Regions from separate parts of the Homo sapiens genome. Here region 1 is linked to region 2. A link is an interaction called in ENCODE POLR2A ChIA-PET data of the cell type or tissue named here. Cell type or tissue: MCF 10A. All regions are shown on one strand. Links, peaks and the distances in the headings refer to the core of each region. The heading gives the core; the rest is flanking DNA. Region 1 overlaps SIPA1L2 (signal induced proliferation associated 1 like 2). Region 2 overlaps SIPA1L2 (signal induced proliferation associated 1 like 2).

The links. ChIA-PET counts read pairs that join two places held together with the same protein. Peaks named below come from ENCODE experiments on the same cell type or tissue, not always from the same donor. Only the 100,000 strongest peaks of a DNase experiment are listed, where the experiment ranks them.
Region 1: POLR2A ChIA-PET joins it to region 2 with 17 read pairs; 3 of 35 experiments call an interaction of 5 or more read pairs at or near these places.

Annotation. Positions count from the first base shown.
Region 1 is chr1:232,417,946-232,428,299 of GRCh38, forward strand. It overlaps SIPA1L2 (signal induced proliferation associated 1 like 2), which reads right to left. Exons shown (of 23, transcript NM_020808.5): 18 at 7,644-7,863. Among named protein-coding and RNA genes, the nearest start is that of SIPA1L2, 210 kb to the right of the region's middle. In MCF 10A, for the core only: no CTCF peak of the experiment used is centred there; DNase peaks (open chromatin) are centred at 4,346 and 5,156.
Region 2 is chr1:232,504,900-232,515,253 of GRCh38, forward strand. It overlaps SIPA1L2 (signal induced proliferation associated 1 like 2), which reads right to left. Exons shown (of 23, transcript NM_020808.5): 3 at 8,958-10,354. Among named protein-coding and RNA genes, the nearest start is that of SIPA1L2, 120 kb to the right of the region's middle. In MCF 10A, for the core only: a CTCF peak has its summit at 3,599; DNase peaks (open chromatin) are centred at 4,282, 4,732, 5,432, 6,512 and 1 weaker place.

The sequences.
Region 1 (10,354 bases), core at 882-8,881, 87 kb before region 2:
CACTGGAGGGGAAGCATCAGGGAGCGGAATGGAATTCTATTCAGATACACGGCCATTTCTACAGAAAGTACATTCTGTTCATCATGTTTTACTAAGAAATGCCAACTCGTGAATTTTCCTTGTGTTTATAAAGAAACAATCCTTCATTCCAGCTTCTGGCATTCTTGAAGGCTAAAATCAAGCCTAACACACATTCTATGTGCTACTTTTCCCCCTAAGACCACTATACAACAAGATCCTTACTTGGCGATAACAGGAGACAGGAAAAGAGAAAAATAACACAGTAGACAAGAGGGGTAAAATGCAATGAGAACAGAGGGGATGGCGGCCAGTGCCCTGATTCACAAGCTGGGATGTGAGATTAATGTCCCTTGCTTCCCCTTCCCCTGGTCCCTCCTGCAGCTGTGTGCATCTTTCCCCAGTACTCAATAGAGTGGTTTCCTGACAGTCTTGAGTGAAATAAGCTCTGACAATTCCTAAGCACCTCTAAAGTTCCTGATACGTGGCCATTCATAATTTTGCCAAGGCACAAACATGAATCTTTGTGGCCCACAGTGCGTGAGTGGGCCCGGCTGCCCACGGAGCAGGCCAGCCAACCAGCTCTGAAGGTCTCTGCCTGCTACCCCCTACGCAATGCATGCAGAGACCCCACACAATGTGGCACTAATGGCTCTCGGATCTGAGATGGTTTCGGGGTGTATATTTCACAACCAAAGGCAAGCCCAGACAACCCCTCACCACTTTTAATTTGTATGGCTGGCCAAGCAGGGAGCAGAAGCAAAGGACATTTGTTGGTGACATTTTTTCTTTATTACAAAATATTGTCCCCCCTCCTCCAGTGGTGAATGGGACTTCTATTTGATACTGCAGAACTGGCAAAGAAGGTTAGCACAGATGAGATGTCTCCTTTTCTCATGAGTTTACCTGAAGCACTGTCCACTCAGCAGTCTACCACAATGTATTTGATAAGTGACTACTGCCTGCCACGTGATGGGGGCACAACAGTGGGTAGGGCAGACAAGGCCCTGCTCTCATGAAGCTTTACATCAAAGAAAAGACAATAAATGAATAAACAAGAAAATACAAGGAGTGATTAAGTCTTCTGCAGAAAGCAAAACAGGGTGATGTGACTGTGAAGCTTGGTGGCACATTTGGGGGAGGCCTGTCCAAGGAGGGGACACTTGGCTGAGACACAAATGATGAGAAGCTTCTTAATGAAGAGCATAGTTTAGGAATAAAAGCTATGAAAATATGGGGATTTAAATCTAAAATCCATCATTTTTCCATAAGCAGGAAGACTTCCAATGGCAGTCTTGTTAGACAAAGAGCCACCTATAGATCTCCATGAATAATCAACATGAAAAACACATACATTTTCTTTTCCATTGATTAGAATATCATGTAACTGGGAAAATTACTATTCTGTTTTTGTTTTTGTTTTTTTGAGTCTCTGACATGGTCCGGATGTTGTCCCCTCTAAATCTCATGTTGAAATGTAATTCCCAGTGTTGAAGGTAGGGCCTCGTGGAAGGTGTTTGAGTCATGGGTGGATCCCTCATGGCTTGATGCTATTCTCATGATAATGAGTGAGTTCTCGTGAGAGTGAGTTCTCGTGAGATCTGGTTGAGTGTGGCATCTCGCCATGGACTCTGTCTTGCTCCTTCTCTTGCTATGTGACACTCCTGCTCCCCCCTCTACCTTCCACCATGACTGTAAGCTTCCTGAGGCCCTCACCAGAAGCTGATGCCAGCACTATGCTTCCTGAACAGCCTGAAGAACCAAAAGCCAATTAAATCTCTTTTCTTATAAATTACCCAGCCCCAGATATTTCTTTATAGCAATGCAAGAACAGCCTAACACAGATTCTAAACTAGCCAAAATTATATGCAATACTTTTATCACTACCCCCATCACCCAGATGATGTTTACCGAGCATCTTCTATATTCCAGGAACTACTGGGTACTACATCAGAACCTAGGGAGAGAATAACTAGTAAGACACAAGTTCTATCCTTCAAAGAGCCCTGTCAACAAACAGATGAATACTGTTGGTGTTGGTCTGAGAGGGGTTTGGAGTAGGATATGCACAGTGCTGGCTGAGCGCGGTGGCTCACACCTGTAATCCCAGCACTTTGGGAGGCCAAGGCAGGCAGATCACCTGAGGTCAGGAGTTCGAGACCAACCTGGCTAACATGGTGAAACCCCATTTCTACTAAAAATACAAAAAATTAGCTGGGTGTGGTGGTACATTCCTGTAATCCCAGTTACTCGGGAGGCTGAGGCAGGAGAATTGCTTGAACCCGGGAGGTGGTGGCTGCAGCGAGCCAAGATCACGCCACTGCACTCCAGCTTGAGCAACAAGAGCGAAACTCCGTCTCCAAACAACAACAAAAAAAGATACACATAGTGCAGACCTGAAGGAGCAAGAGCAATTGATCACCTGTGCTTTGTGATGCCACAGTGGCTGGAACTGTCTTGTCTCCTCAGTTGTACGGTTTTATACGAAAGGCATCATTTGCCTCAGGTATCAAAGCCTGTTATTTTAAATCCAGCTCTCCCAAGCCTCAGGAGCCCGTACAACTCTTCTGGCCAATTAAGACAAGACTGTGGCTGGGCGTGGTGGCTCATGCCTGTAATCCCAGCACTTTGGGAGGCCGAGGCGGGCGGATCACGAGATCAGGAGATGGAGACCATCCTGGCTAACACGGTGAAACCCCGTCTCTACTAAAAATACAAAAAATTAGCCAGGTGCGGTGGTGGATGCCTGTAGTCCCAGCTACTCGGGGGGCTGAGGCAGGAGAATGGCGTGAACCTGGGAGGCAGAGCTTGCAGTGAGCCGAGATTGTGCCACTGCACTCCGGCCTGAGCGAAAGAGTGAGACTCCGTCTCAAAAAAAAAGAAAGTGCCAGCCTAGGCAAGTGGGTGGCACAAGTGTGGGGCACATTTGCAGGCTCCCCACACGAAGCACGGTGACCTCCTGGCATAACAAGTTTCTCACAGAGTTTTTCCAAATGGAAACCCGAACCAATTTTGCATATGGTATCACATACTAATGTCAAACAAGATGAGACATTTAGTGAGTAGAAAACAATAGTAACTGAATTTACTTCATACCCATAATATTTCTTGGGAGTTCTCAGGATGAGTTAAAAAACAGGAGAGAGGGGAGGACACTGTCTGAAAGCATTTTTTGGGCACAGTTGGGTAGATGCCATCCTACCTCACTTCTGGAGAAGACACTTCTCCGTGCTCACAATTCTTACTGCCCATGTTGCATACGGACCTAAGTCAGCCTTTCGAGAGACTCATGAATTCTGAAAGGGGGGTAGTATCAGGGAACCACTGCCTGCGCACCTGCTCTGGCTTGCGCACCTGCTCAAGCGACATTGATCTTGTGGCTTCCCGTCTGTTTACCCAAAACCTGAAATCACAGTAACCATCTTTACTGAGTCTGAGTTTATTGCTATTATTATAAATGCCAAGGAGCCTCTCAACAGCATTTCCTGGTGGTCAGATATCTGAGGTTTCACAATTACACTTTTCAGAAACCGATGTTTATTACAGGGAAGACTGAGGACATTTGAAAAAAGAGAAAGAAGTATTACACTGAATAACACTGCCTAGTCAAATACTGAATAGTCAAAACCCTGTTTGCAGATGGATGGATACCTTGCCATGCCACCCTTGGCAAAGATTCTTCCTCTGGTGGTTGGTAGTCCTTATCATCTACAACACAAAACCACCGAGGCTACACATGTGGTCTGAAGCAACATGTGCAAGTATTACATTATAACTAAAATACCAGTTTATTTTATTTATTCTAAACTCTCCCACTCTCCCACTTTTTAACTTCAAGGGGCATTCTTTGTGATGTGCGTAGGTCAGAACTATAGGATTTGAAACCACACATAATATTCTCTATTTTCATTTTTGAAATCTAAGAATTCTCATCAGTCCATTCTGATAGGAAGATTTCAGAGTTTTGATCTCCGTTCCATAAAAAACCAAAAAATTATCTTTAAGCCTGTGAGCCTGCCAATGCTTGGGATTGTGCTGAATGAACCCAGGTGTCTACCTGCCAAGGAATAAAAGGAAAATATGACTGCTTTTCAGTGTCACTGGTTATGTGGCCTGTGAACTGTGTGTTCAAAAGCCCACTGTCATTTTTTTTTCTCACCTGGGCCCTTAAATAAATTTTCTTCTGCAATCTACCAATGACAAAAACAAAGGTCCTAAAGGCAAGGCAGAAATGTTTCAGAAATATTCTCAACTGCTGGATCAGGTGATATTTGCATACCTCCAAGTTGAAGACATAAAGATACAGCACATTGCAGTGACTTCACAGGAAATATACATGAATCATGACATGAATTACATCCAAAATGAGCTTGTTAAGTATGAAGATTAAGATCTTAGTCTCAAGAGAAGAAAGATTGAGACAGATTCAAATCTGTAACTTTTAAAAGCTAAAAATACCTGAAAGAGAAGCCTGTGACTATGATAATTACATGTAGAAAAGGTGCAGAGATTAGGTCTTCCAATATTCACTGGGAAGAGATGGGCAGTTACTGGTGCTTTGCCCTGCTACCCTCCCTCCAAATTATAAACAAAATCTGATTGAGTCTCTCCTGGTGAAAGATTCTCTTTTCCCTATGAATGCTCTATGTTTTAAAGTTTAAAAGAAGAGTATCTGTGCTTTCTGAGTTTTCTGCCCAACTCTATCTACACAGCAATTCAAAACCATCTGGAACCAACCTCTGCTCCAAGTTTTGAAGTGAAGCTATATCTCTCTGAGAAACTAAGAGAAACTACTGGGCAACTTCAAATATTCCTCATTTCTCGCTCAAAGACATCTTCTGGGCATTAACACTCACATTTCAGCTTTTTGGGCTGCTCTAGTTTTTGACTGTCAAACTATTCTTAAAGAGTGGTATCTTCTTAGAGAGGGTCTACAGAATGGCCAGAAACCATAGAAAGAAGAGGATTATTAAAACCTGTCTTGAGTAGATCTTAATGGTGCAAAAGTGATACATACTCGGTAGAAATCATAATTCAAATTTTGAATTTTGAACTTTTCCCTGGCTAGTGATAGGCGGTATGACACTCTGTCGCAATGCTGAACTGGCAGTGAGTCACAGCTCCCAGTCAGCCACGCACGAGATTCCATGGGTAAATAACTGATATTGTATAGTGTATTGTGTTGCAAGATGATTTTGCCCAATTAGAGGCTAATGCAAGTGTGCTGAGTACGTTTAAGGTAGGCTAGGAAATGCTATGATGTTCAGTAGGTTAGGTCGCCATATACGTGGTCAACTTACAATATTTTCAACTTATGGTGGGTTTATCTGGACATGGCCCCATCGTAAGTCAAGGAGCATCTATAATCACATAGGCGATTGTGGTAGTCAGAAGGCCAGGGAACTAGAGGCCTCCAAACAATTAGATTCTGGAAGCTTAAACTTTCCATGGACAGGAGGTTGGAAATCAGAAGTCTTTAGGGGAATACACTTCAATACAAATTACCTCCAGTTTTCTGATTTATATTTTGTTAGTTCATCCATCAAGCCTAGAGAACTTTTTCCGAGTAGTTTCTTAAGTGTAGCTATTGGAGGAGATGTATCACCAAATAAGAAGGTTTCTTTAAAGAGAGCAAATGGCAAGGAAAACTCTTAGTGCTTTTTCTAGAGAAGTAAAAATGAAGACAAGTGAGGCAGTTTTCAGCTAGGACAGTGAATGAACAGTATAACTTGACTGTTTCCTAATTGTGCCTTTGAACACATTAAAAAAGGATACAGTTCTCCAGTATATGACTAAACAAACTACGGTACATCTAGATGACGCAATATTATTCAGCTGTAAAAAGAAATGAGCTATCAAACCATGAAAAGACATGGAGGAAGTTGAATGCTTATTACTAAGTAGAAGAGGCCAGTCTGAAAAGGCTGCATACTGCATGATTCCAACTATACGACATTCTAGAAAAGGCAAAACAATGGAAATAGTAAAAAGATTAGTGGTTGCCAGGAGCTAGAGGGGAGGGAGGGATGAACACGCAGAGCACAGAGGATTTTTAGGGCAGTGTAACTACTCTGAATGATACTGTAATGGCGGATACATGTCATCTTACACATTTTAGAAACACACAGAATGTACACCACCAGGAACGAACCCTAATGTAAACCAGGGCCTTTGGGTGATAAGGATCTGTCCACATAGGTTCATCGATTATAACACATGTACCACTGCCACTCTTTGAGGGCAGGGGTTTGTTGACAGTGGGGAAAATGTGTTGAGGAGGTATATGGAAAACCCCTGTATTTTTTGGTGTGAACCTAAAACTGCTCTAAGAAGTCTATTTTTTTTTAAGTGAAGCTAACAAAAAAAAAAAAAAAAAAAAAAAAAAAAGGACATACATCTTTCACCTGGAAACAAAATGAAGGGTAGAATGTAAGACCAACATAACACACGTACCACAGAGAGTTCACAAGCACACTTCAAACACTGTAAATGAAATAACACTTGCAGGAAAATAGAGGTTCATTGGTTTTACAAAAGCTTTTAAGAGGACATTGAAGTTACCTTTTACAAAAAAGAGAAAACAGCTGGAGAAATATTAGGAAAGTGGCCTAGGTCTGGCTGACCTTTCACATGGTTGTCAAGAAGGCGTTTAAAGGTTTCTTCAATTTAGGTAAATGGACTCTTTATAACAGGCAGGTTATTATGTTACTTAAAGAAGTAGATTAAGAATTTTATGAGATAAGGTTCATTTCCAATTATGTTAAACATTGGAAATATTATTAGAACTTTGATTTCATTTAGCCTGGGACTTCTAAGTGTATTATGAAGTTCGAATTGGTTCTAAAGATATTTTCTGTGATGAAATGAAAAAAAACTTGGCAATGAATAGATTTCTGATTAAATTCCCATTTTTTCTGTACAAAAATAACTATGTATAAAGGAAATAAGGCTAACATAAAAAAAAGTGCCCTTAAAAACTGACATTAATGAAGACTTGACACTACATAAAAATCAAAGATTTTTAGGATTTGAAGGAAAATCATCTAGAAATCGTCAGGTTGACCTGTGACTAGTAAGTTGAAATAAGCGGGGACACAAGAGAACACACGTCATCTGCACAGGAACACAAAGCCGCCCACGGGTAAAGCCCAGTCTACAAGCCAGGTCTCCCGAGGCACACGTGCCACCTCCCCATCTCCAGGTACTGAACTGCACGAAGAAACTGAAGGCTAGAAAACCAGATGTCCCTCCTTGCTGTCACCCACTGGAAAACCCACTCCTTACATCAGTCTTTTCTTTTTTTTTTTAAATCAGGCTAAAGACATTTTTTTCCTTTATAGATATGATAGCTGAGATATGATGCAGAAGTCACTATTGGACTTGACAGAAATATCTAACATGAGTTTCTCAATTGCTTTCAAAATAGGTAGTGTTACCTAACTTTTTCAAAATGTCCACTCTGGGGCTTCTATATTTGAAAATTATTTAAAACACCAAATAATATATATTTAATAAAAACAAAAACAAACTCCTAAATCACTCCACCCTCAGAGCTCAATGAGGCAGGAGTTGTGCGATCAGCCCACCCTCGGCGCTGGCCAGGGAGCAGCCAGCCCCTCACTTACTTCTCAGGCTCCCCATGCTGGGTGCGGGGTGGGCCCGCGGAGGCAGCGTGCTGTGGTAGGGTGGGGTGGTGCTGAACAGAATGTCGTTGGGCAGGGCCTGGTCAAGCACGGAACTCCGGGAACTGCCAAAGGAGGACCCCCTCCTGTTGCTGCAGATGCTCTCGTCAGACAGCGTGCGGTAAAGCGACCTCCTTGGAGACAGGTTCCCATAGAACGAAAACTAGGGTTTAAACAAGGTGCGAGGAGGGAACAGACATTAAAAAAACGAATGCACGGGGCTTGTTGGACTAAGTCCAGTGGTTTCACATACTATTGTGATAGCTTCTTTGAGTTTTCTCTGTTAGCTCAAGAATGCCAAACGCAGCATGCAGGGGATCAAGGCAAATACACCAGGGCTTGGGTGCAGTTATTAGATTTTATGTTTTCCTCCTTTGACATTCTATGAAATATTATCATGAATTAGACATGCACAGCTTTATTAACTCTGAAATGTTAAATAAAACCTCCATAACCTTATAGCAGTGATAGTTCCTGGAGTTATATAAGGTTGCCATTTCAGGCAATAGTTATTCAAAGCTCCACATAATACTGGTTTGATTTTAATTTGAAATGACTACATTGTAATATTAGGCAATTTCTCTACCAATCAACTACATGTGAGGTTCAATCTAATCTAAATAATAATAAGACTAATTGTGAACATTGAAGCTTTGCCGGCCACATAAACACATTTCCAAAAATCAGCAGCAGTCCAATAAAGTCTTACTGTCCACTTAAAAGTGTCACTTGTGGCCGGGCACAGTGGCTCATGCCTGGAATCCCAGCACTCTGGGAGGCAGAGGCTGGTGGATCACGAGGTCAGGAGATCAAGACCATTCTGGCTAACATGGTAAAACCCTGTCTCCACTAAAAATACAAAAAATTAGCTGGGCATGGTGATGCACGCCTGTAGTCCCAGCCACTAGGGAGGCTGAGGCAGGAGAATGGCATGAACCTGGGAGGCGGAGCTTGCAGTGAGCCGAGATCGTGCCACTGTACTCCAGCCTGGGCAACAGAGCAAGACTCCGTCTTGGAAAAAAAAAAAGTATCACTTGCCAAAGTCTGTATAATTGTTGAAAATTGAGTTACAATAATGGATCATAACCAGACTTAAATGAACCATTAAAATTATTGTTGTGTTTAATTACAGATAGGGTAAGGAAAATTCTTACTAAGAAATGAGTGGTCAAATACTCAAGAAAAGTTAAATCAAATCTGAATTTTCAACTACTTCCTTTGCATACTGAACCACAATCCTTTTAGGTAAACAATAGTAAAAGCCAGAATGTTCACATCATCAAACAAAGAAATGGCTATTTACATTTATGAATGTAGCAGTAAGTCTAAAAATATTCCTATTGTGTGTGTTCCTTCCATTCTGTCAAGTCTTTCCAACTGATGAAAGGTAACTGGAATGTGTGTGAGTTACAAAGTTAAATTTACATCATGAAAAGAAGGTGATTTGTCTTAGAAGAAAAAACACATGTCAAGAAGTTCAACCCTCCAAAAAGAAAAGCTATTTACACTCTTTGTACAACAGTCTGCCTTTGCACCCAAGCTTATACAGTATCATGTACATGACTTGATGTAAGTTTTTTAAAAAAGACTCATTATGATGGAGTTCTTATGGGATTCCCTCCTCACACACCACCAGCAGGTTCTTCAGAACTTGATTACAGGCATATCAGATTAAAGCAGCTTTGCAGTAGTGTCTAATTAGAGTGTTGTTCTAAAAACACAATTAGGTTAATTGCAGAATTGTTTTACTATAGGGAAGACAGAAGCACAAAGACCTGCAGTTTACCCTGATCATGGTCAGTATGGCAATACCTGATTTCCTTTTTCCTTTTCATATGAACAAGAGGGAGTGCTGGATTAGAAGTGAGAGACAAGGACTCAGTTGCTGACTCTGGCACCAAATATTTATGAAGAGCTCACATTTTACCATCTGGGGCCTCAGTTACTTGCTAAATGGGGTGATTGGGCTAAATCGCCTTTAAGTCCTTTTCAGTACTTTAAATTGTTTAGCAAAGTGGCTTAAGAGATTGCAATAATAATGAAACTGAAGCCAATAAGCAAGCTAACATTATCGAGTACTACATTGTGAATGACAAAGGTATGCCACTGAACTTGGGGTTGGTTTATGAGATTTAAGCATGACCTTCCCTATGATCTCTGCATATCTCTAAATGGCAGTGTGCAAGTTCCAACCCTGTTTAAAATGCCCAGCAGTGTGCTGTCTAACTCCAGTTCAGTTCTGGAACAGGATTACATTTAAGGAGAGACAGCTTGGAGCAGAGGCTAGAGCTCTGGAACAAAAGTCAGGTGGTGTGAATTTTAACAGCTACTGTTCACGATCACTAGTTATGTCCAGGAGCTGTACTAGGCTCTTCAGACATCACTTCTTATCTTCACTGTAACTTCACAATTCAGTTATTATGATCTCCTTTTTTCAGATGAGAGCATTGAGGTCAAGAGGCCAAGTCACTTGCATAAAGTCATGCAGCTACCCATTGCTGGAGCCAGGATTTGAGGCTAGGCCAGCCGGACTTTCAGCTCTATCTGAGGTTTTAAAAACAGCCTTCTTAACCTCTCCCAGGCTCCCTTCACATACTGATACAATCAAAATTGGCAACGGTCAACTATGTGCAGTGAGTTGTTGGTAGGGTCAT
Region 2 (10,354 bases), core at 1,330-9,329:
GGCTCTAGTGTTCTCTCACGGAAAGCAGCTTGAGGCTAAAAAAATTCATGCAAAGGTTTAAATTACAAAAATTAATTAATACAGGAAAGTGAACACAACTTAAAGATGAGACAACAAATGTATCCTTGACATAAAAACGGTATCTTGAAAAACATGATTTCAAGGAAAGCTAGAGTGAAAAATGAAAAGACTGAAGAAGGAAGGAAGGCAGATTATTAAAGGCTTCTTTTCATAACCTGTATGGTTAGTATTTGCTCAAAAGGAAGAAGAAAACACTAGGAAAGTATGAAAGGCCTCACCACTTCAAAGAAGAGAGGTGGAGCCCACTGATAACGGGATGGCTGTCCAGCTTTTATTTTAATTAAGTGGGACAAATAGTGAAATAAATTTTGGGTCTAAACAAATACAAAGTGTTTAAACTAAGTTTCTACATTCTTTAAGAACTAATGCTCCAAAGACCTTTACTTCCAACTTACTGTACCAGCAGCAAAATGCCAACAAGTGTTGTCAGTTAAACGCCATGTGAGTCAAACTGTAAAGAAATATTAAGTCTTATTCCTTTTCCCAGGGAAATAATAGGGCATTCGTTCTTCTTCCCCAGTAACTGACTGAAGACTTTTTGGGGCCAGAGAGTCAGTAGGTTTTGAAATAGCATACAGACAGCCCTTTGTGGGTTCCTGCAACACTGTGGTGTATGGGAACTGTGACTGTCCAGATACGGCACCTCTGCAAGAGAGAAAGCCCCGGTGTTTTCCACCGACGGCCACATGGAGCCCGTGCGACCACAGCCCTTGGTGCTGAATCTCATGTGTATCTGGGCAATTCCTCCCCATTAAGGGCGCCTGTGGGACTTGACGGGACCTCCGTTTGGGGAGGCAATACTGGCCAGGGAGAGAGGTGAAGAACTCAGCCGATTATGTCTTCAGAGGGAGGAATGTGTATCTTAGAATAGTACTATTGTTAGATGGCACTCTGTTCACCCGTATGAATTTAATAGTGTCCAACTCCCTATTAATTTTCGTCAATGACTGTATAAAATCAGAAGGAAAAAACAGCTACCAGGCATGAAATTCAAAGCAAATGCAGCCATGCATCACTCAGCAGTGAAGTTCATTTGATATGTAAAGGTGTAGGCCCGCCTACAACTGTCACATTAGTGACACTTAAGTGAGTGTGTTTGGAATGGGGTGATGGACTTCACCAGACACCTTTCCCCAGCCCTCTCTGCCATATGGTTCTACTTGTTTCTCTCTTCATCTTTGAACCACTAAAAGAAAGTATTGCCCTCTAAAGCCTGTAGCAGTGGTGTGAACAATAGTTTCTTTTTAGAGGGAAAAGTCTTACACATTTATTTAAGTAACCCTGGGAAGCAGGGGGGCATGCTATTGACAAGCACTGCTCTAAGCCCTTTACAGGGGGGATTTGTATTATTATCATCCCATTTTACAGATGATTGACTAGGGCACAAAGTAGTTCAAGGATTTGCCCCAAATTGAGTTGGGATGTGAACCTCAGTGTGCACTCTGCCTTAAGTGATGTCATTTGCCCGCCATTCACAGACCTCTATTTACCAAGAGTTGACCTCCAACTATAATTAAAATGGATGGACACTTTTACCTAATGGCAGAAAGATAATTCCCCAGCCAAAAAACGGTTAAATTGGTATCAAGAGAGGTAAGAGGGTTATTACACAAATTCTAGAAGAATCAATTTGTTCATTTAGCAGGATTTACATACAACATATTATTCTTCAGTTAAAATACTAATGATAAAAATTAGCACTGGAGGAAAGGGTGGGTTTACAAAGAGCTAGGTAAGAGAGCAGTTACCAGAAACAGTGAAGTTGGCTGCTTACAAGAATTCTATGGTCGTTCAATAAAGCAACATAAAGCTTTGTTATTTATAGGAACTACTTACAAATTCTTTCTTCTTGTCTTAAAGAAATAGATCATAATTTTAAATATATGAGCACTTATGACTTACATTTGTAAAATTTTTAACTTTTTATTTCAGAATTCTTTTAGATTTCTAGAAAAGCTGTAAATAGCAGAGTTCCCTTATACCCATCTCCCAGTTTCCCAGTTGTTAACATCTTACATTATTTTGGTACATTTGTTATGATGAACGAATCAATACTGTTATGTTATTAACTAATGTCCATACTTTATTCAGATTTCCTTAGTTTTTAATGGAATGTCCTTTTTCTGTACAGGATTCCACCCAGGGTACCACATTCCATTTAGTTGTCATGTCCCCTAAGGCTCTTACGGTCTGTGATTTTTTTTTTTTTCTCCGACTTTCCCTGCTTTTGATGACCTGGACAGCTTTGGGTACCAGTCAGGGATTTTGCAGAATGTCCTTCATTTGGAATTTTTCTAATGTTTTCCCCTAATTGTACTGGGGTTATAGATTTGGAGAGGAAGCCTGCAGAAGAGTCATTCATAGCCGGGGTACAAGCTACCCACAGGACTTACCACTGTTGATGGTGACCTTGGTGACCTAGGGAGGTAGTGTTTGCCAGGCTACTCCATTGTAAAATTATTTGTCCCTGTCTTTCCATAAGATACCTTTTGCAAGTGAGTCACTAAATGCAGCCCACATCCAAGTAGGAAGGTGGTGGGACACTGACTTAAACTCTTATAAAGATAAATTACTTTTTCAAGTAAAGATTTCTTTACAAAAATGGACATTCACTAATGTATTTGGTAAGTTGTTTTGTAGAGGTATTGCATCTACAAGGGGACAGGAAATTATGCATCTTCCCCTATTACTGTGCTTCTATCAAGCTGGTAAGTTTCTCTCTCAAGTAAAGCAAACACAGTCATTAACTTATCTGCCCAGATCATGGCTGGTAAATACCTGGCATCTCCTCATGCATTCAGTGCAGATAACGATAATTGATAATGGCTCTTAAAATGCAGATGCAGTTCTATACATAATGACATGGAAGGGTGATCATCAAAAGCAAGTTCCACAGTAATAGCAGGAGTAAGCTCCATTTACATAAATTTATTTGCATCAGAAAAGCCTTCAAGGATAATGACGAAATGTTAATGGTGATTATAGCTGATGAATTTGGGGAGACTTTATTTCTTGCTTTTCTACATTTTCTTATTTTCCCATAACCATCATATGACATTTATATACCATTTAAAAATTCTAAATGAAAAAAAGATATAGATTCGTCAATCTGATTCCGCATTTTCCCCCACTACATTCAGAGGAACACGCGCTCCTGTGCCAGCAGAATGGCTCTAGCAAAACAACGTTCCCGAAGGCTCAGACAATGATTTAGCCACTTTTCACTTCACTCCTGAGTCACCACGGAGGCCCAGCTTCATCCTCCCATCTGGTTTTAACCTCTCTTTACCCAAATATTACTCACTTTGCCTCCTAGAACTATTCTGGTCTGGGTGGCATAAAGTAGGGCACAGAACCGTTTTAGAACTCCTGAGTAACCCACTAGGTGCACAACTTCTTAACAAGTTAAGGATTTCGTCACCAAGCGGGGGAGACCTCACGTGTCAACACACAGTGTCTGGGCTCTGCCACACAGTTCCAGCACTGGCCCCACTGTTGGTGGCAGTGTGCAGTGCCAAGCAGGTCCAGAAGGAGGCAAAGCCTGCTGCTCTGCTACAATGGAAACCAGACTCACTGATGCTCACATGACTGACCGTGGTCAAGCACAACTAGAATCCCTATCTAAGGGACCCTTTGTCACAGCCTGTTTCACAAATGCAAAGCTCAAAGCAGCAGCAAATGGCACATTCACAATGAGTCCCATCAGAGAAACAGTAATGTGACAAACGGCACCAATGTGTCTTCATGGTTATCGCCCGTGAAAGGAAGGGACTTATTGGGCATTCACTCTACTTGCTACTATCCTCACTGCTTTTAAAAAAGCTGTTTTGGCTGGGTGCGGTGGCTCACGCCTGTAATCCCAGCACTCTGGGAGGCTGAGGTGGGTGGATCACCTGAAGACAGGCGTTCGAGACCAGCCTGGCCAACACGGCGAAACCCCATCTCTACTAAAAATACAAAAATTAGCCGGGCGTGGTGGCACATGTCTGTAATCCCAGCTACTTGGGAGGCTGAGGCAGGAGAATTGCTTGAACCCGGGAGGCAGAGGTTGCAGTGAGCCAAGATTGCGCCACTGCACGCCAGCCTGGGCAACAGAGCGAGACTCTGTCTTCAAGAAAAAAGAAAAGCTATTTCACTGAAAGCTACAGATGGATTTGCCTGGGCAAGCGATGTTGTCACACAGTTTCCTGTGTCCTGCCACTCCCCTGCAGAAATCCTTTCACAAAGTTATTCAACAGCCTTTCAGTGATGATGTGTCACAGAAATACACCTCAGCATCAAAAGCAGACATTTCACATTAACTACCCAATAAAGAAGAAATCACATTATTAAAGTATCGCACTTTAAACATTTGCCATGATTGGGAGCCAGTTAATTCTCTTGAAAATGAAGTTTTACACAGAACCCTGAAGCACAGAACAAAATAAAAGCACTCTGGAAAGTATTGAAAGATAGATCCCTGAAAGTCAGTTTCCAAAGAGAAAATCCTTGAGAGAAGGGAAAAGCAAAAAAGGGAAAGAAAAAAGCTATCTCAAAAACATCGTTATCTGTGCCAGTCTGCCCAGGCCCTCTGTTTTTAAATACAATGAAGCTCACCCAACTCATGATGTTTGCAGACAGAAGGGTCTTGCACAACTGTGTCCAGTGGCTGAAGCGGGAATGGGAATCTACTCCCACACCATAGGAGGCCTCCACCTCACTGTACTTTTCACTTAAGAATCTGGGCTGCTGCCTCTGCCTGGAGTCCTTAATGGCTCAACAAGAGACCAGCAAGAGCAGGAGCAGATGCCATTGTAACCAATTTCACTTTGAAGTCACACTGGACCACAGGGGAAGAGCTAAATATAGGAGGAGGCAGGACACAGTTCACAGCTGCGCTGGAGAGAGAACAGAGCAGCCGGGGCTCGGCCTTCTTCTCGCTCCTGGTGGCCGCTCCTTCCCCAGCCCGAGCCCATCTGCAGGCACAACAGCACCTTCCACAGCACAGAATCACAGAACACTGAAGACAAAGTGACCTCACGGATTGCCTCCCCACTCCCTCATTTTGTGGGCTTTGCAAAGCACAGTCATGTACCGCATAGGGATATTTCGGTCAACAATGGACCACATACATGACGGTGGTCCCATAAAATCATGATGGAGCATATACAGAAATCTGATGCATGGCACTTGATATTGGCAGTGCAGATGAATAAGGGGAAATGTCTGATATTCAGTAATGGTGCTGGGACATTTGGTTTTCAATATGAAAATATATATATATATATGAATAAAGATATATATCTAGGATTGTGTAAGTATACTCTATGATGTTCACGCAATGACGAAATTGCCTAATAACACATTTCTCAGACCATATCCCTGTTGTTAACTGATGCGTGACTATAGTCTAGAATTCTGCTTTCTGACTCGTTTATAAATCCACTGCAAAGCTCAGAACCAGAGAGTGTGCCCAACAGCACCAAAATGCCAAACGATAAGCGTACATCCACCCACAATTCACTGACAGGGTGTCTACACTCAGATTCTTCTTTGGAGCTTATTTATTTCACATTCAAACCTAAGCAGTTTGATGATGTCATTTGCAATGCTCTTGAAAAACTAAGTAGCTCATCAGAAAAGGTGGAGGAAATAAATCACTTGCAGAGGAGTCTTTAAAACTACCAAGAAGTGACAGTTGAGAATTCAAGAGAAAAACTACAAGTAGCAGTCAAGAAAACTAACAGAATCTAGCAACCTAAAATCATCTCGGGGAACAGACCCTGGGGACATTAATGAATCAAATGGTGGTGACCGGGGTGCACAAAACAACAGTTTTTCATTCCACTTACACTCAGACATGTGCAACAGCATATGAATGAGACGCTGGCACTAAGTTTTGGCATAAATATGAACATATATATAATTTTATGTTCTAGTATTTCAAAGTCTGAATCACAAACTATTTACAAAACTCAGCTAGCCAGAATGACTAATTACCTGGGGATTTCAGGGCATAATAAATCCAACAGACTTTATTTTATTAAGAATTGGCAGCCATGGCTTCATCAATAAAAATAACCTTAATTAGGAAGCCTATCTCTCCATCTCCCTTTCCAAAAATAACTAACTTCCACCTAGAGAGCATCCTTGAGCAGTGTGATATAATGTGATACCTCTGCATGAACACGGGCATGAGGGTTATGAGTTATTTTCACAGCAGAGACAAAAAAGCAGGTCCAGGATTCTTTGATTCCACTGGCTGGAAGGAAGTAACTATGGTGTTAACACTGAGGCACACCTGAAGCCAAGACCGAAATTCAGGGTGGAGGAGAGGAAAGGAGACACAACAGGGGACCAAGATCTGTTGACAAAACTATTTCAGTCCTATTATGTCATCAGTATGAGGACAGAGAGACAATTCACACTAAGTGACCAGATGCAGTGTAAATATCTGTTTATTTAGCTTTATTGCATCAGATCATTTCTCTGATTCATGTTGTCATAATGTGATTACAAAAGACATGCTAAGTCTGGATTGATGCAAAAACAGGAGGGGGAATTATTAATAATCACAATTTATCTGGCAGACAAATTCTTTTAAGTCTATACTCCATGAGAAAAAGTAATAAACAGGCTTCACAGTGGTTTAACGTTATAAGGGACTGAAGTGGACAGAGTGACCTCCTAAGGTCTGTGTTACCCACCCTCCCCAACCCACTCCAATAAAACAAACTACAGTCAAAAATTACACAAATATTCTCAAGACAGAAACCAATACTGATGAAATTAAAATCTAAAACCATAAAAACCCTAGAAGAAAACCTGGGCAATACCATTCAGGACATAGGCATGGGCAAAGACTTCATGACTAAAACAGCAAAAGCAATGACAACAGAAGCCAAAAATGACAAATGGGATCTAATTAAACTAAAGAGCTTCTACACAGCAAAAGAAACTATCATCAGAGGCAACAGGCAACCTACAGAATGGGAGAAAATTTTTGCAATCTGTCCATCTGACAAAGGGCTAATATCCAGAATCTACAAGGAACTGAAACAAATTTACAAGAACAAAACAACCCCATCAAAAAGTGGGCAAAGGATATGAACAGACACTTCTCAAAAGAAGACATTTATGCGGCCAACAAACATATGAAAAAAGCTCATCATCACTGGTCATTAAAGAAATGCAAATCAAAACCTCAATGAGATACCATCTCACGCCAATTAGAATGGCGATCATTAAAGTCAGGAAACAACAGATGCTGGAGAGGATGTGGACAAATAGGAACATTTTTACACTGTTGGTGGGAGTGTAAATTAGTTCAGCTATTGTGGAAGACAGTGTGGCGATTCCTCAAGGATCTAGAACCAGAAATACCATTTGACCCAGCAATGTCATTACTGGGTATATACCCAAAGGATTATAAATCATTCTACTATAAAGGCACATGCACACATATGTTTATTGCAGCACTATTTACAATACCAAAGACTTGGAACCAACCCCAATGCCCATCAATGATAGACTAGATAAAGAAACTACCATACATATACACCATGGATACTATGTAGCCATAAAAAAGAATGAGCTCATGTCCTTTGCAGGGACATGGATGAAGCTGGAAACCATCATTCTCAGCAAACTAACACAGGAACAGAAAACCAAACGCTGCATGTTCTCACTCATAAGCAGGAGGGAGAGCTTTAGGACAAACACCTAATGCATTCAGGGCTTAAAACCCAGATGATGGGTTGACAGGTGCAGCAAACCACCATAGCACAAGTATAACTATGTAAAAAACCTGCATGTTCAGAACATGTATCCCAGAACTTAAAGTAAAAAAAAAAATAAATAAATAAAAGTACAGTGAGCTCCCAGCTATCTGTGCTAGAAGCAGAATAGTTTATGCACTGAGAAAAAGGAGGAGGAGAGTAGCGGGGCCCACCCTCTGCCTCCTCAGGCACTCTGTGAGGTTATCCCTGGATCCCTGGGAGCAGGAAGAGGGCTGACGGGTGAAACTGAAGACAGAAAAATATAGCTCTGAAAAGTAAGCTGCACTATAATGAAGGCGTGAAGGACACCAGCTGCACCCAATAAGAAGGTGGTGAGAGGTGCCGGAGTGTTTTCCTCGGCATGTGTTACTGACACATGTGGAACCTGTTTCTCTGTAGGTCTTTAAATCAGAGAAGATTCTCCTAGCCCTGGGATAATTAGGGACACTTATTTAAAGGTTGAGGATTCAACTACATGACCTCTGAAGAATGCATCCTTCAAGCCTGAAGATATACGTAAAGCAAAAACCATTTATTTGACATAGAATTAAATAATTTATCACTTGTGTCTTAACATTTAAGCCCATCTATAGAACTACATGAAAACAAAATTTGTCTGTTGTGGTAATTCAGGCATTCTTTCAACAAAGATTTAACATGTCCAACACATACAGCAATGCTGGAGAAGCAAAGTACAGAAAGATTAGAGAGGTGAGGGAAACACAGAATTTTCCACTGTAAGCAGCATAAGAGATTATTCAGAGGAATAGGAGGAGGACAGAATTAATCAGGGAAGACTTCTTACAAGGGATGAAATCTAAATCAAGTCTGAATTTGTGATGATCACAAATTGGCAGACAAAGAATGACAGAAAGAGAAACCAAAAGGGCATTTACACATTAAGGACTACCCATAAACAAAGGCATGGAATTGCAGTTTTCTAAAGAAAAAATTAGCCTGGAAGCTATGGAGGGACCATGATGGAGAACAAGGTCAGGCCCAGTGGACTATGGCCTTGGACACTCTGAGGAAGGTGCTCCAACACAAAGCAAAACATTGTGACTGGTTCTTAAAAAACTACTCCCGAGACACATGCAAACGCCCATGGCTCTTCCTTACCTTTCCCATAGAAGAATTTGCGGTAATAATAGGCCCCAAGGTCAATGTGTTCTATGATGTAGCGCTTCACTTTCTCCCTGTGAATAGGCTGGTTTTCTCTGGGCACTTCCAAGACGGAGACACCTGCATTTGTGCAGTGAGAGCTGAGTGACGATTCGAAAGAGCAGCTTTCCCCAGAACTGAAAGAGGATGAGTTGGCTCGAGAGAGCGCAATCCGCCTGTCGCCTTCCCCTCCAGTCTCATTTCTAAAGTAAGGACAACTAAGGACGAGGTCGTTACTTTTCCCATCACCCTCATCGGCATCCAGGTTCTCTTTGGAGTTGAGGTCCTCCTTGCTCCCTAAAGGGGACTCACAGTTGCCTGTCTGGCCCGTAGGCATCTGAGTCTGGGATGCTGCAGATGCCCCAGTGGTTATGTTTTTCCTTTTCCCCACATTAGCCCTCGTAGCCATGGCTTCGTTGATATTAAACAAAATGCTCTGGACATCATAATGTGCAAAACATCGCTGACAATTCCAAGGGCGAATGCCCCTCTCCAGTCGGCTCTCCTCCAGCTCAGACGTGAACTTGAAAGTTTCGTGCTCACTTTTAACAGTTCGAAGCTTTCGGAAGAGAGATGTTTCCACCGACTCTGATTTCAACCTCCGTTTGAAAGGCTTGTCCCTGTCTCTCCCCATCAGGAGGGCACTGTCCACATAATCTAATCCTGAGATGCGGACAAATTCTCCCCTAGAAATCTGTGCTGCTGCATGAAGGCTCGGAGAGATTGCAGGGTCACAGCGGAAAAATTCAGGGAACCCAAAAGGGACCATTGCTTTGTGGTCATAATTTTCTACTCGGTACCCTCTGAGCATAGCAAAAAAGTTTTCACCAGATAAGCCTTGCCTGTCGATGGATGAAGTACTTCCATACTCCCTGTGCAGGGCAGCCCCGGTGTTGGGGTTGACTGCATTTTGGTCTAAGACATCTTCGGCATCAATGTCACTGATAGTGACATCACTATTGCTCCTCTGTCTTATGGGGTGAAGTCCTCTTTGGGGGGAATGGACAAAGATGTCTCCGATTGTGTACTTGGCCTCCACGAAGTCCAGATCGAGCTGTTCATCTTGCTGACCTTCACTCTGGTCACTCTGCCCATTCTGCAGGACAGAAGTGATGCTTTCATAACTGGTCTGAGACCGGCTTTCCCACAGTGCCTTGCATGTTAGCTCCTTGGAACAGTCCTTTTTAGGAGGCCATTCAGACACCCTTGCTCTCACACCCATCTTGGGCACAGCTGGGGTACCATTAGCCGGACCACCACCGCCAGTCTCATTGGAATTCGAGGCATTTAAAGAAGTAGTGGGTCCCATGTTGCCATTAATGGCTTTAAATTTCCGAGCAAAATAATCATCTGAC